Linked DNA regions of Homo sapiens: region 2 is linked to region 1. Evidence: chromatin contacts called from ENCODE Hi-C or POLR2A ChIA-PET data. All regions are on one chromosome and are shown on one strand. Each heading gives the region's core, a stretch centred on a gene start or an enhancer-like site at or near the end of the contact. The rest is flanking DNA. Distances are from core to core; before and after follow the strand shown. Region 1 overlaps PRKCB (protein kinase C beta). Region 2 overlaps TNRC6A (trinucleotide repeat containing adaptor 6A).

Evidence for each region. Hi-C counts contacts between places; a loop is a spot of excess contacts on that map. ChIA-PET counts read pairs that join two places held with the same protein, here RNA polymerase II (POLR2A). Pooled maps may share reads with other maps.
Region 2: a pooled map shows a loop between it and region 1 (6-fold over the local background). The contact joins two enhancer-like sites. A Hi-C loop is called at or near these places in 4 of 37 single-sample maps with no recorded cell type and 6 of 50 pooled maps. POLR2A ChIA-PET finds 5 or more read pairs at or near these places in 2 of 52 experiments (activated CD4-positive, alpha-beta T cell and activated T-cell).

Annotation. Positions count from the first base shown.
Region 1 is chr16:23,841,865-23,844,564 of GRCh38, forward strand. The region is part of intron 2 of PRKCB (protein kinase C beta); the gene reads left to right. Among named protein-coding and RNA genes, the nearest start is that of PRKCB, 7.2 kb to the left of the region's middle. RefSeq lists an enhancer at 304-353. Within about 2 kb of position 1,432, at least 3 of the 41 ENCODE cell types and tissues checked have a DNase peak (open chromatin) inside an H3K27ac peak, as active enhancers do.
Region 2 is chr16:24,747,064-24,749,763 of GRCh38, forward strand. The region is part of intron 2 of TNRC6A (trinucleotide repeat containing adaptor 6A); the gene reads left to right. Among named protein-coding and RNA genes, the nearest start is that of TNRC6A, 19 kb to the left of the region's middle. Within about 2 kb of position 1,373, at least 11 of the 41 ENCODE cell types and tissues checked have a DNase peak (open chromatin) inside an H3K27ac peak, as active enhancers do.

The DNA of each region.
Region 1 (2,700 bases), core at 182-2,681:
AGGCTGGTCTCGAACTCCTGACCTCAGGTGATCTGCCCGCCTTAGCTTCCCAAAGTGCTAGGATTACAGGTGTGAGCCACTGAACCTGGCCAAATACATATTTTTTAATTTTAAAATTTTTTGTAGAGATAGTGGATCTTGCTTTGCTGCCTGTGCCTGGTCTCAAACTGCCAGCCTCAAGCCAGGAGTCTCATTCTGCTTTGGCCTCCCAAAGTGTTTGTTGTTTTTGTAAAGGAAGTGACTTTGGTAGAAATAGAGAGGCAATAAAATATAGAGATTCAGAATTCTTAGCAATGAGTTGGAGTCCAGTAGAATTGGGTATGTATCTCTGATGGAGCCGCTTACTCCCTGTGTGACCTTGGGCAAGTCGTCCCCCAGCAGCAACTTTGGTCTCCTCATCTGTAAAATGGGGATAATAGCACCTAACTCATAGGGTTATGGTGAAGAATAATGAGGTGGTGCATGAGAAATAGCCACAGCAAGTATCAATGACTCTAAGTGAGACCATCAGTATTACTTGATTAGCTGTAGGAAACTGTGTCAAAGTGGGACGGAGTTCATTCTGGAACTTGTTAAATGACTAGGCCTCTTTCATGTACTTAGATAGTTTCTCTTCTTGGGTATATTTCTTCCTGGGTATTGGGTAACACCAGTGAGTGCTCAGTTCAGTGTCTGGGCCCAGAAACCCATGCCTGGTTAGCATTGTCTTTTCTTCTGAGAAAGATCTGAACTTGCCATGGACTCTCTAGAAAAACCCCAGTGTACAAATTTTCTATGAAAAGCTAGAATTGATGATTATAATGAGTAAGTTGGCTCTTCCTTTTCCCATGTAGATTAGAAAACATGTTTTTAAATCTTCTAATTGAAATTATTCTTAAAAAACCCCAAAGTCTGACATGACTCCAACTATTGTTGTTTTCATCAATATCAATCCTATCAAATCAAAGTTTATTTTAGTGTGTAATTAACACATGTAGACTAGAAAAGTTTGCACTTTTTTATATCACAAAAAAGGTTAATTTTATTTTCTATGGAAAGCTAGAATTGATGATAATGAGTAAGTCAGCTCTTCTTTTTCCCATGTAGATTAGAAAACAGGTTTTTAAATCTTGTAGTTGAAATTATTCTTAAAAAACCCCAAATCATGACATGAATCCAACCATTCTTGTTTTTATCAATATTCACCCTATCAAATATAAAGTTTATTTTAGTGGGTAATTAACATGTGTAGATTAGCATAGCATATGTGTATTTATATAACAAAAAATGAATCAAAAGTTAATTTTATTTTGGGCAGTGTTCCCTAGAAACTTATAATATGGCCCCATGCACTTCAGGTTGAATTTTCTTAGTAAAATCATAAAGAGGTCCATTTTTTCAAAAAATCACCAAGTCAGGCTGCAAGTTTAGAGGTTACTTCTATTGTTTCACTTCTCTTTCTTCCCAGAAGCAGACCCCAGAGACCTGTGAGCCAAACTCCACTCACCTTTTAGCTTATTCTAAATGTGTCCTGCGGGCTTCTCTGTGAATAAAAGGCAGAGGCTTTTTGACTTCGTGTTTGATGATTTGGCTTTTTTCTTTTTTTTACCACCTGACGGGGGATTTCAGGCTCAATGTCCCAATCGAAATAAGAATCTTTGAGTGGGTTAACATTGAGTCTTAAAAAGGAGGGCTGATTTGTTGGAGAGGCAACAACGAATTCATTTTTCACTGTAGAGCACTCAGGAGGAGTCTGAAGCTTTGTCACTGGGCAACAGAATGCCTTTCTAAGTAAATATGGAAAATATGACCTTTGAAAATCTAGCTGATATGATATATAGATTCTTAGGATATAATTTTTAAAAAATATATTATTTCCAAGCACTAATGATACTCCAGAGATACTGCCCACAACCAGATGCAGCATGTTTATAGTGTATCTAGGCCAAAAAAAAAAAAAAAAAAAAAAAAAAATAGAAGATACAGAAGAAGGCAATTGGTCAAAAGATTAACTGAAGGTTTGAAAATAATTTTATACACATTTGTACTGTTGGGGTCTCTCTTCTCTCTGTCTCTGCTTATCCTTCTGTCTCTGTCTCTTTGTTTCCATCACACATGCACACACACACACGTGTATACACACACATATATGTAAGTAGATCAATATGTTATAATTTTCACAATACGCATCTTCTTTTGCTACTTTTCAGATACAGGTCATTAAATTACTAAGTATAATTTAAAATATATGGTCTGGCCTTTTAACTCTGCAGTTCAATTAATTCTTGGGTAGATAGGGGGATCTGCTGAAAAGTTTGTCTCTGACGCCTTCAAAGGTAAGTCCCTTATGTTCTGGCATTTGCTCTAATAACATGAATTCTTTGACTTCATTCATCCAATCTCTTCATTGAAATTGTGTGAAATTCCATAGATAGAATGTTAGCCTTTTTACAGAGAATACAACATCCACAGTGTTTACATATGGCATTTGGAGGTGTGATGGCTGCTTGAAAATCCAGTAGGAAATTTGTCTATTCACCACATACATTCATTTATTCATCCATCCATCCCTCCATTTATCCACCCACCTCTCTATTCATCATCCGTTTTTCTGTTTATCTATTTGTCCATCCATGCATCCATCCCTTCACTCCATTCTCCTTCTAAAAGTTCTTTTTTTTGAGACGGAGTCTTGCTCTGTCGCCCAGGCTGGAGTGCAGT
Region 2 (2,700 bases), core at 123-2,622, 910 kb after region 1:
TGATTTGTTGTGTGGAATCCTAATCTTGATCTATTTGTTTTTTCAGATCGAGATATTGCATTTCCCCTAGTCAATGTATGAAACCAACTTTAAAATACAATTTACATACAGTAAAATTCAAACATTGAGTGTGTAGGTGAATGATTTGACAAATGTATACACCCTTGTAATTATCACTCCAATCAAGTTAGAAAACATTTCCATTTTCCTAGAAAGTTCCCTCAGTGGCATTGACTTTTACAGGCCACCTCAAAGCCTTTATACATGAGATGCAGGACATAAGTCAAGTTCTGATAAAAGGGGAGTCTGGTTTTTACAGACAACGAGGTAGATTCATAGAACTTACAGATGTGAGGTATCCTGCAAAGTAGCCTTCAGGGCATGGATGATTGCTAACTGGAGTGTTGTCTTGGTGGCAGGTGCATCAAACAGGGTGGCCCACTTAGGCCTTTCAAATCCATCAGTCCTTGCTCCTCTTGATAGTTGTGGTAAATGATATAGTCAGATGTCTTAAGTGAGTCTCTATGAACATTTAACTCCTGGAAGCTGACGTGTTTGGGCACAGGTGTTGTTGTTGTTTTTCCAGTTGGCTTTCTCTGAAGGAGGAGATATGGGAAAAAGCATGACTGGTTGGCTGTGATGATAGTGTTGAAGAACAAAACTTACTCCCCTCTGTGCTTACAGTATCGGCTGATACTGTGATATTTCCTTGAGAAGAAATGTCTGGTACATCTTTTAAGTACTAAAGGGGATATTTTTGGCCAGGAAAACACTTGCTAGTAACCTCATCAGAAAGTCTTGAAAATGAAGTTTGAGAAAGGAGAAAATACTCCAGATAGAGACCATTACATGGAGTAAAATTATAGTGACATAGAAGATCAGAAAAGGACATGTCTGTAATTCACAGCAGAACATGAAGAACAAATGCTGAAGGTGCTAGATGTTTCTGAATAAGTACCTGTGCTATTTTGACACAAGAAGGGTAAAGACAGCCTTTTGGGTGCCACTGAGGACTGGTGAGTTGGATTCATGGCTAGGCAATTGAGTGCTTACTAGATAAGCTTTGTGCTAAGTAAGCAGTCCTAATTCTTATAAAAATATTAAGACATTGACATGTATGGTCATTTGCCCCCAGTTTTTTCATGAAGAAACAGAGGCTGAAGAAGATTAAGTATTTTTAACTAGTAATCAGCTTTTAATCTTGACTTCTGCATGTCTCAGGGTAGGTAACATGACAGTGGTGTAACCTAGTTGCCGTTGTTTACTGATTTTACTCTGCTGCTCTCATATGCTGTGGCTTTCTTGCTCCTTGACTTCCCTGGGATTGTAGTGTGAGTGAGCTTGTTCAGTCTTACTACCTCCTGCACACAGAATTCAAAAGAGAGTGAGTCATGGCCACAGTTGGCAGGAATCTGTTATGTTACTCCATTAGCCACATGACACTTCTGCTTGTAACAAAATGACAGCGAAGTATAGCAACAGTTATCATACTCTTCTTCCAGTTATCCTTTTAGCTGATTTTAGTAGTCCTATACTTTACTAAGTTTTTATCAATTGTGCATAATGTCATTCATTTCATTTTTCGGTGTCTGCATCTCCTCTCAGTCTGTTCCATCAGCAAAGCCAACTTAAATTTTGTTTAATCTCATTGCAGCGCACCTATAGCAACAACCCCTTCCAGTTTCTTAGGCACTTGTCTTTCTCCTTTTATCTTCTTCAACATCCCTACTGCCATATGCATTCCAGCCTTGATAAATAATGTGCAGCTTCCAAAATGTCTAGTTCATATCTCCAAATCTCTCTTTTTCTGCCTGATATTCCTTTTTTTTGAAACAGAGTCTTGCTCTGTCGCCCAGGCTGGAATGCAGTGGTGCCATCTCAGCTCACTGCAAGCTCCACCTCCCAGTTTCACGCCATTCTCCTGCCTCAGCCTCCCGAGTAGCTGGGACTACAGGTGCCCGCCACCACGCCCCTGCCTGATATTCTTAGTGTCCCCTCTGGAAAGCTTCCTCAGGGCAGAGTTAGGTATTTTCATTTTGTGTGATGCTTTTCTTTGGGTAACTGGTTATTTTGGTTGTTGGTATTATGAATGAAGGTTTAGGGTCTAGACTTTAGGGTGATGACTACAGGTAGCCGGAGTGAGTTTCTTCCGCCTTTGCAAAGGTTTTTTTTGCCCAGTAGACTCCTTCCCTGAATGGGAAGGCTGATCTGTGTGAAGGGTGTTGATTGGCAAGCTTTACTTTACAGTGTGATGGAGGGAGTGGCAGCAGCCTCCAGTAAGATGGGCTTTGTTCTGGGACAACCAAACCCATTCAAGCACCTATCAGACTCCTGTGGAAGGTTTTGTTTCTTTAGAGAGTATTTCTTTGGCTTGAGGCTGCATTTAGAAGCAGCTACTATCTGTGGCTGTGTAGGCATCTGGATGGGAAGTGGGTGGGGTTGAGTAGCTATGGCTTTTCTATTCCTTAGGCAGTCTTTTTGCTTCATGCTCTCTTGCTCTGGTCTTCTGGAACCCTCTCTAGAGCTCCACCAGAAAGGATGGTGCCTAAAACATCTATTTCAGACTGCTCTTATGTTTATTCTTGGGTGGGGTGGCTTTTGCTTTTGCTTATTCATTTGCTTTGAATAGAATAAAAAAGTAATAACCCTTTTTCCTGAAAGGTAATAACCTGTTTCCTGAAACACATTTGCGCAGTCTGT